Linked DNA regions of Homo sapiens: region 2 is linked to region 1. The links are chromatin contacts, found by Hi-C or POLR2A ChIA-PET in ENCODE. All regions are on one chromosome and are shown on one strand. The core of a region is the stretch at or near the end of the contact, and the rest is flanking DNA. Distances in the headings are between cores, read along the strand shown. Region 1 overlaps ADAM10 (ADAM metallopeptidase domain 10). Region 2 overlaps LIPC (lipase C, hepatic type).

Evidence for each region. A loop is a pair of places that touch in the nucleus more often than their neighbours do. ChIA-PET counts read pairs that join two places held with the same protein, here RNA polymerase II (POLR2A). Pooled maps may share reads with other maps.
Region 2: a pooled map shows a loop between it and region 1 (2.7-fold over the local background). The contact joins two enhancer-like sites. A Hi-C loop is called at or near these places in 2 of 50 pooled maps. POLR2A ChIA-PET finds 5 or more read pairs at or near these places in 3 of 52 experiments (HepG2 and activated T-cell).

Annotation. Positions count from the first base shown.
Region 1 is chr15:58,721,856-58,726,638 of GRCh38, reverse strand. The region is part of intron 1 of ADAM10 (ADAM metallopeptidase domain 10); the gene reads left to right. Among named protein-coding and RNA genes, the nearest start is that of ADAM10, 25 kb to the left of the region's middle. RefSeq lists an enhancer at 2,057-2,276. Within about 2 kb of position 2,003, at least 7 of the 41 ENCODE cell types and tissues checked have a DNase peak (open chromatin) inside an H3K27ac peak, as active enhancers do.
Region 2 is chr15:58,471,848-58,476,630 of GRCh38, reverse strand. All of the region lies in intron 1 of LIPC (lipase C, hepatic type), which reads right to left. All of the region lies in intron 2 of LIPC-AS1 (LIPC antisense RNA 1), which reads left to right. Among named protein-coding and RNA genes, the nearest start is that of LIPC-AS1, 24 kb to the left of the region's middle. Within about 2 kb of position 2,715, at least 10 of the 41 ENCODE cell types and tissues checked have a DNase peak (open chromatin) inside an H3K27ac peak, as active enhancers do.

The DNA.
Region 1 (4,783 bases), core at 754-3,253:
TAGTTCTTGTCCCCCTCTTTTCTTGCATTTTTCGGGAGTAATATACTTTTTTTTTTTTTTTTTTTTTTTTTGGGAGACTGAGGTCTCGCTCTGTCGCCCAGGCTGGAGTGTAGTGGCGCGATCTCGGCTCACTGCAACCTCTGCCTCCTGCGTTTAAGCGATTCTCATGCCTTAGCCTCCTGAGTAGCTGGGATTACATGCACCTGCCACCATGCCCCATTAATTTTTGTATTTTTAGTAGAGATGGGGTTTCACCATGTTGGCCAGGCTGGTCTCGAACTCCTCGCTTCAAGTGATCCACCCGCCTTGGCCTCTCAATATAAACTTTTAAAAATGATTCAATTTTATCTCTGCTATTGGCTTTATGATGATATACCTGTTGTATTTTTTAGAGGTTGTTCAGTGTACAATATCTATAACTTATCACTGTATACTTTCAAATAATATTACTTCACTTCATATGGAGTATATGTACACTGTGTTTCTCCTCTGTTTTCTGTTGTGCTGTTATTGTTACACATTTTAATTCTGTGTGTCATAAATTCCACAGTAGATTGTGTGTTTAAAAAATGTATTCGCTTAACTTTGAAAGAGATTAAAAATGAGAAAATAAATCCTTTTTATTTTCTTATATATTCATTATTTCTGTCACTTTTATTATTTGCATCAGTGTAGGTTTCCATCTGGTATTATTCCTTCTATCTGAAAAACTTTATCATTTCTATTAATGGAGGCTACTAGTGATGCATTGTAAGCTTTGAAGCCCAGAAGGGCTTCGTTTCACCTCCTCTTCTCACCTTCATTTGTGAAAGTTATTTTCACTGGCTATAGAATCTTAGGTTGATAGAGTTCTTTTTTTCTTGTAGTACTTTAAATATGTGGCTGCATTTTCTTCTGACTTAACATAGAGTGTGCTGTCAGTTTTATCTTTGTTCCTCTGTTTATAAAATGTGTCTTTTTTTTCTGGCTCCTTTAGTGCTTCCCTACCCACAGATGATTTTAAGAATTTTTTTTTCTCCCTAGTTTTTAGTCATTAGCTTATGACATGCCTTTATGTGGTTTTTGTTTATTTATTTATATTTTTAATTTTAATTTTTATTTTTGAGACAGGGTCTCACTTTGTTGCTGAGGCTGTTGTGATCATAGCTCACTGCAACCTTGGACTCCTGGGCTCAAGCGAACCTCCTGCCTCAGCCTCCTGAATAGCTGGGATTACAGGTGTGCAATAAAAAGTATTCCTGGCTAATTTTTACTTTTTTTTTTTTTTTTTGGTAGAGACAAGGTCTTGCTATATTGCCCAGCTGATCTTGAACTTCTTGGCCTTGAACAGTCCTCCTGCCTTAGCCTCCCAAAGTGCTGGGACTGCAGGCATGCACTACCATGCCTAATTTTCTTTTATTTTTTATATTCATATAATAAATACGATTTATTTATTTATTTATTTTGTTTGAGACAGGGTCTTGCTCTGTTGCCCAGGCTGGAGTGTGGTGGCACGATCATAGCTTACTGCAGCTTTGACTTCCTGGGCTTCAAGCAATCCTCCTACCTCAGCCTCTCGAGTAGCTGGGACTGTAGGCATGTGCCACTGTGCCCAGCTAGTTTTTATATTTAGTAGAGACAGGGTTTGGTCATGTTGCCCAGGCTCGTCTTGAACTCCTGGGCTCAAGCAATCCACCCGCCTTGGCCTCCCAAAGTGTTGGGATTATAGGTATGAACCACCGTGCCCAGGCTCTGTGGCTAATTTCACTCCACTAGTAAGGTGTTATTTTTCTGAGGACTGTAGCAATGCTCCATACATTACAAGGTCTTTCTTCTCTAGATGGTAGAAATATGAACATTTTCCAGCCCTGTGTGAGCTTTGAGGATTGTTTTGCTTCCTTCTACTGGTGGTTCATTTTTTCTGAGGCGGGAGTTTATTTTCTCACATGCTTAGATCAGTAGTCAGCCAAACCCTTAGGGAACCCCCACTTGAGGTGGCTGGAGCTCTCTCTCTGTTCAGCTTCCTCCTTTCTGACACTCTGGCACATAGATTCTAAATACCTGATCTCCCTGAACTCAGAGGTTGTCTCAATTAAGTGGAAACTTCAGGCTCTTGGTTTCTTCTCCCTGTCATTTGGCCTGGAGACTGCTTACAGGCAGTAAGCTGGGCCAGTTGTAGTAGATCTCACTTCATTTGTTTCTCTTGTCACATCTTTTATCTAGTTTTCTAATTGTTTATGGTGGTAGGCTAAATTCAGTCTCTATTACTCCTGAAGTAGCTAGTGATTTAATAATTTGCATATTTTTTTCTTTTTTACCCTGCCTCCCACCCTAGAATCTGTCTAGTGTGAGTTATGGACATCGTGTCATTTTACCCTTAAATATTTAAAATGAACCTCCCAAAATTTAGAACCTTCTCCTTATAATAACAATGTTGTTGTACTAAGGAAAATTAATATGAATTTCTTTCTTTTTTTTTTTTTGAGACGGAGTCTTGCTCTGTTGCCTAGGCTGGAGTGCAATGGCACGATTTCGGCTCACTGTAACTTCTGCCTCCCGGGTTCAAGCAATTCTCCTGCCTCAGCCTCCCGAGTGGAGACAGGGTTTCACCATGTTGGCCAGGCTGGTCTTGAACTCCTGACCTTGGGTGATCCACCTGCCTCGGCCTCCCATAGTGCTGGGATTACAGGTGTGAGCCATCACGTCTGGCCAATATGAATTTCTTAATATAATCTAAGACTGATTCTGCTTTGTCTAGGATTGTTTCCAAATGTCGTTTGTTTTCTTCTCAATTGGATTCTTTTTCTATTTTCCTTTTATTGTTTCTTTCATGGTTTTTTTCTCCAGTGTGTTTTTACAATGTTATGTTCATGGTTGTGTGTCTCTTCTCTACCCAGTTATTCTTTTTGCTATGATATAAAGTGGGTGAGTTTATTTTTTATTTTTTATTTTTTGAGGTGGAGGCTCACTGTTGTTGCCCAGGCTGGAGAGCAGTGGCGTGACCTTGGCTCACTGCAACCTCCGTCTCCCGGGTTCAAGAGATTCTCCTGCCTTAGTCTCCCAAGTAGCTGGGATTACAGGCGTCAGTCACCACGGCAGGCTAATTTTTTTTTGTATTTTTAGTAGAGACTATGGGTTTCACTATGGTTTCACCACTCTGTTGGCCAGGCTGGTCTCAAACTCCTGACCTCAGGTGATCTACCCACCTCAGCTTCCCAAATTGTTGGGATTACAGGCATGAGCCACCACACCCGGCTTGTGATTTCTTTTTTCTTTTCTTTCTGCCTCTGAGACCAGTGTATTTTTTTTCCGCCTTCCAATCTTAGTTTGAGGGGCTGATTATTTTGTGTTTTATTCACGTTTCTGCAGTCACGGGGCTGTGATCATATATAATTTTTTTGAGAATTCCAGGACTCCCATTCTCTTGAGATTTTTAAATAAGTGAATTGTGTGGCATCTGAGGGCTAGGGGCAACATCAGAAGTCCAGTGTGCCATGCTTTCCTACATTTTCATTAAAATATTATTTCATTCCTTGGCTGCCTGTTTGAAAGATTATATTATTAGGTTATGACCAGTGTTGTATTTAGCACACTGTCTTGAAAAAAGAAAAAAAAAATCCTCTGATTTGGCTGGGTATGGTGGCTCACACCTGTAATCCCAGCACTTTGGGAGGCTGAGGCAGGAGGATCGCTTGAGCCCAGGAGTTTGAGACCAGCCTGGTCAACACAGTGAGACCCTGTCTCTACAAGAAATACAAAAGTTAGCCAGGCATAGTGGTGCGTGCCTGTAGCCTGAGCTACTGGGAAGGCTGATGTAGGAGAATCACCTGAGCCCTGGAGGTCAAGGCTACAGTGAGCCTTGATAGTGCTACTGCACTCCAGCCTGGGCAACAAAGTCAGACCTTGTCTCAAAAAAAAAAAAAAAAAAAAAAAGTTCTCAAATTTGTAGCCTTTTCAATGTCAGTTTCCATGGTGGTGTAAATACTCCCTTCATGGCTGATTTCAAGCTACAAACATAATGTTACAGAGCATGAAGTTGGGAAGGGAACTGACACTCATGAGCATGTATCAGCCAAATTGCTTATCTTTTTTTATTTGATTTCAGTTCTTTTCTTTTTTTTTTTTTTGAGATAGGGTCTCTGTCATCTAGGCTGGAGTGCACTGGCCGTTATCATAGCTCACTGTGGCCTTGAACTCTTGGGATTAAGTGATACTCCCTCAGCCTCTTGGGTAGCTTGGATTACAGGTGCATGCCATCATTCCTGGCTAGTTTTTTTGTATTATTTATTTATTTATTTTTACTTATTATTATTTTTTGTGACAGAGTTTTGCTCTTCTTGCCCAGGCTGAAGTGCAGTGGTGCGATCTTGGCTCACTGCACCCTCCACCTTCCGGGTTCAAGTGATTCTCCTGCCTCAGCCTCTTGAGTAGCTGGTGTTATAGATGCATGCCATCACGCCAGGCTAAGTTTTGTTATTTTTAGTGGAGACGGGGGTTTCACCATGTTGGCCAGGCTGGCCTTGAACTCTTGACCTCAGGTGATCCACTCGCCTCGGCCTTCCAAAGTGCTGGGATTACAGGCATGAGCCACCGTGCCCGGCCTATTATTTACATATATATATTTATTATTTCAGACAGAGTTTTGCTCTTGTCACCCAGGCTGGATTGCAATGGTGCGGTTTTGGCTCACCGTAACCTTCGCCTCCCGGGTTCAAACGATTCTCCTGCCTCAGCCTCCCGAGTAGCTGGGATTACAGGCACCTGCCACCATGCCCAGCTATTTTTTGTATTTTTAGCAGAGGTG
Region 2 (4,783 bases), core at 1,466-3,965, 250 kb after region 1:
TTTGGAACGCAGCCGGCAGGGTGAGGTCCACACTGCTGGTGGGCTGACCCCATGCCTGAGTTTTGTATGATTGTCTTAGCTCCATGTGAGTAACTAAAATGGTGTTGGCTTCAGTTTCCCCAGCTGCATGCAGGAGGGGACTGACTCCAACTCACACCTTCCCAGAAGGAAGCATAACTATGTGGCACACAGGAGAAATCAGGAGGAACCAGACTGCATGGCTTCCTGTGACTTCTGTCCCTTAGAGGATGGTGTGTTAAATGTGATATTAGACTAAATGGGACAGAAAAAGAAGCCTGCTAGTCCCATGTGTTTCCCCTGGATATTTCATCAGGCTGTGCCTGAAAAACCTGGCCTGCTTTCTTCTCAACTGGACTTTGGCACCCTGCTGTACCAGAGACTCTGAGAACCTGGGTGCCAGAGCAGATGGACTGGGGATGGAAGACCAAATCCACTACTTCCGAGCTGAAGACTTTGAGCAGATCGCTTAGCCTAGCCAAGACTCAGTATCTTTTTCTGTAAAATGGGGACAAACAGGACTGCTCTCTTCCTAAGGTTGTCATGAAGAGTGAGACAATGTATGGACTGTGCTTGGCACGCTGCCTGGTGTAAGAACCATCCCGTAAATGATCTGTCACTTTTCTTGCTAACGTGTGTTCAGTGCTTATACTGTGTCAGGCACTGTGCTACCTGCTTTCCATTAATTAACTCAGTCCTTTCTAATGACAGAATCTAGAGCTTCACGTAGTTCCTGGCACATAGGAAATGCTCAGAGTGGTGCTTATTGTTAATGGAATGTCCTGCATAGTTAAGTCTGCCCAAGTCTGGACCCTGCCCTGAGCTGCTGCTTCCATGGGGACTAATTGCCATGACTTGGCTCATGTAATCTCTCAGTGGCTCCCTTTGTTGCAAATCCATTCATTGCACAAGGCCTGGCTCAGGAAGCCACTTATTCACGGTTTAGTGGTTTGCTGGTAGAGACAGATGTGTGAGCCAATGGTTGCAATGCAGTGCTCCAGGAGTGCCTGAGCACAGGGGTAAGTGGTGGGGTGGCTGTGGGGAACCAGAGGGGACAGTCACCTTTGTTTCTGGGGGGTGGTTCAGGGAAGATCTGATGGAGAGAAGGTAATAGTTGAGTTGGGTGTTGAAAGAACGGGAGTGTGTTGGGCAGAGGCAGGGAAAAGGTATATTCAGGACACTGCAGGACACTGGAGATGGTCAAGAGGCAGATGGTGAAGGGCCTGGGTGGCCGGGCTGTCTGCCTTTTCTATGGAGGCCACAGAATCTTTTGACAGATCTTGAGCAGGGAAGAAACATGATTACCTTTGCCTCTTAGAAGGATCACCTGGATTATGGTGTGGAAGATGGAGGGGAGAGGGCAGCCAGCTTCAAGCCTGTTGTTGTGGGAGCACAGGCCAGACACTGAAGAGGGCAGTGGCAATGGAGGGGAGCCAGGGGACACATTTGAGAGACAGACAGGAGAAAAAGCCAGCTGGACTTCCTGACCACATGAGGTGGGGGAAGGAGAGAGAAGCCCACAGTAACTTCCCCTGTGGGAAATTCTGACTTGGGGAAGGCCTCTCAGGGTGAGGGCTGAGAAGGGGCCACCACAGGTGGCATTTGAGAACTCATTGGTTTCCTTAGAAAATAGGTGGAGGGATGGTAGCTGGAGATGTGTCCTCTCCTTTGGTCACTGGACAGAGGCCCAGAATCCACGAGGACCTAGCAGCAGTTGCTCTCTGGGATGGGGCAGGTCAGGAGGCTCATTGGCTAGTTGTACTTGCCTCCATGCAGGAGTAGCTTTGAGAAGCCAGGGGCAGCTGGGAGGGCCATGAGTGGAGGAGAATTGCATGCTGAGAGGAGAGCTGAGGTCTCTGAGGATGCTCACCCTGGGCAGAGAGGCCAGGGAACGACCTCGAAGGTTGTCACCCTCAGGGATCCTGCGTACCTCCACGCAGGGATGCTCACTGTGTTCCCCAAGGTCAAACTGATTTGGGCTCAACGTAGGGGAGACCTTGTTTCCTCCTCTACAAAATGCTGATAAATTACCTACATCAAAGATGGTGGAGGGTGGAATGTGAAATTCGTGAAAAGCCTCTTTTTTTTTTTTTTTTTTTCCTGAGACAGGGTCTAGCTCTGTTGCCTAGGTTTGAGTGCAGTGGTGCAATCATGGCTCACTGCAGCCTTGACCTTCTGATCCTCTTGCCTCAGCCTCCCAAGTAAGTAAGTGGGACCACAGGTGGGACCATCAAGCCCAGCTAAATTTTGTATTTTTTTGTGGAGATGGGGTCTCTTTATATTGCCCGGCTGGTCTCAAACTTCTGGGCTCAAGTGAATCACCCTGCTTGGGCCCCCAAAGTGTTGGGATTACAGGCATGAGCCACAGTGGCCCACGTAAAGCCTTTTTACTGCCCCCAGCAGAGAGGATGCACTTCCCAGGGGTGAGATGCCCCTGAAGAAACCGTCCCCTCTTCCCCCACCAAAGGGCCTAGTCCCCTGGAGATTTCAGCAAAGGAGGGTTGGTTGCTTGATGATTGATGTAGAAGGGCTTTGGACCAAGTAACTTAGATGTTACTTTCTCACAGTACGTCTTTGCTGAGTGGGCACATGTACCTGATGTGGCTGCAATGTGTTTTGGCTGAAAATGAGTCATTAATAAAAAAGGTGGGGAGTTTCCTTACCTGGTTTGCTTCAACACAAGATAAGGAATGCAAAACAGCTATAGTCTGGCAGGAAAACTGGACTGAGTGGACTAGCTTGGGGATCGTCAAGACTCTTGATCTTATTGGAGGCAGCTTGGTACATTGCAATGAGGGGGAGATTTGGGATCAGGGAACCTGGGATGGAGCCATGTCTTTCTCCCTTCCCAGCTGTGTAACCTTGGACAAGTCACTTAACCTCCAAGACTCACTTTCCTCCTTCATCAAGTGCTGTGTGAAGAATGCAGGAGAGTGATTTAAGCAAAGCCCCCTAACTGCCTGGCGTCTAGTAAGTACACAGGTAATTTTAGCCAAATCTATAGCTGAACCAGCCGATGCCAGAAAGATATTAACTGGAGCAGTTTTTTCTCCTCCTACCTCCCTGCTGCGTCTTCCTATGCTGTCCCCAGACATTTCCCCTGGAGTTGTGTCTGTGGGTTGTCATTTTGTCTGCTTGCCTTTCATCCTCCAAACGTCTTGTTAATCGCACAGGAAGTGGGTGGGTAATGGGCTTCTCTGTTGTTCCACTGGCCTCCCATTGAGTCTTACAGTTTTGCTTTCCTCACCACGAGGGCTTCTCACACCCTCTAATGACTGTTTTCCTTTCGGAAATGGCATATTTTTAGACAAAAAGCATTTCCTGGGGCTCATCACTGATTCCCTGGCAGATCTCTGACTTCTCAGCAATTTTCCCTGCTTCTCTCTGGTCACATAAAACCCACCCTGGCAGCATAAACATAGGAAATGCAGGAAACACAGGCCCCCAGCAGCCTTCACTACTCTGAGCCAATACCCAGTGCTGATCCTTGGTTGAGGCATGAGGTCCCAGCTGCTGGGACTGCAGAGGCTGTTGCTTCTGGCTGCCGTCCTCCCCCTCCCCAGCTGTCCAGGCGTCCAGCTCCCCTCTGCCAGTGCTAGAGGGTAGGGTGGTAGTGTTTTCAAAGTTAACAAAACCATGCCCCTTTCTGAGTGAAACCCAAGTTCAGATGATTCCCTTCCCCTCTTAGTAACAGCCGTAGTCAGACACACCTGGGTTTGAGTCATGGCTTAGCCCTTGGCTAGCTTGAATGCTCTAAGCCTCAGTTTCTTGGTAAAATGGGGGCAATACTAGCAAACCTCATAAGGCCGTTGTGAAGACAACATGGAATACAGTGGGTGAGTACAATGCTTAGCCCCATGCCTGGCACTTACTTGCCTTTATTTTTTCTGATCTAAATTATTACAATGATTTAATTATAATTTTAAATTTATACAATTTGTTTTATAATTCTTTAAATATAATTATATCTATTTTCCCTCTCCCACAGGCTGTGAGCCCCTTGAGGGAAGGGGCAAGATTTTTTTTTTTTTTTTTTGAGACAAGAGTCTCACTCTCTTGCCCAGGCTGGAGTGCAGTGACAGGATCTTGGCTCACTGCAACCTCCATCTCCCAGGATCAAGTGATTCGCATGCCTCAGCTTCCTGAGTAGTTGGGATTACAGGCGCATGCTACCACACTTGGCTAACTTTTGTATGTTTTGGTAGAGACAGGGTTTCACCATGTTGGTCAGGCTGGTCTTGAACACCTGGCCTCATGTGATTCACCTCCCTCGGCCTCCCAAAGTGCCGGGGTTACAGATGTAATCCTGCTAAGATTTCTTTTTTTTTTTTTTTTTTTTTTTGAGACCAAATGTCACTCTGTTGCCCAGGGTGGAGTGCAATGGTGCAATCTTTGCTCATTGCAACCTCTGCCTCCCAGGTTCAAGTGATTGTCCTGCTTCAGCCTCCCGAGTAGCTGGGATTACAGGCACGTGCCACCATGCCTGGCTAATTTTTTGTATTTTTCGTAGAGATGGGGTTTCACGATGTTGATCAGGCTGGTCTTGAACTCCTGACCTCAGGTGATCCACCCACCTTGGCCTCCCAAAGTGCTGGGATTACAGGCATGAGCCACCACACTTGGCCTGATCTAAGTACCCAGTAAATGTGTAAGGGGCTGAGAAGGGTGAGCTAATGCCTTTATGGCCCCAAAGAGCTATGTCCCCTGCCCTCAGGGAGCTTCACTGGGGAGCCCAAGGGTCATTGAGAGGGGTGGGAAAGGGCAC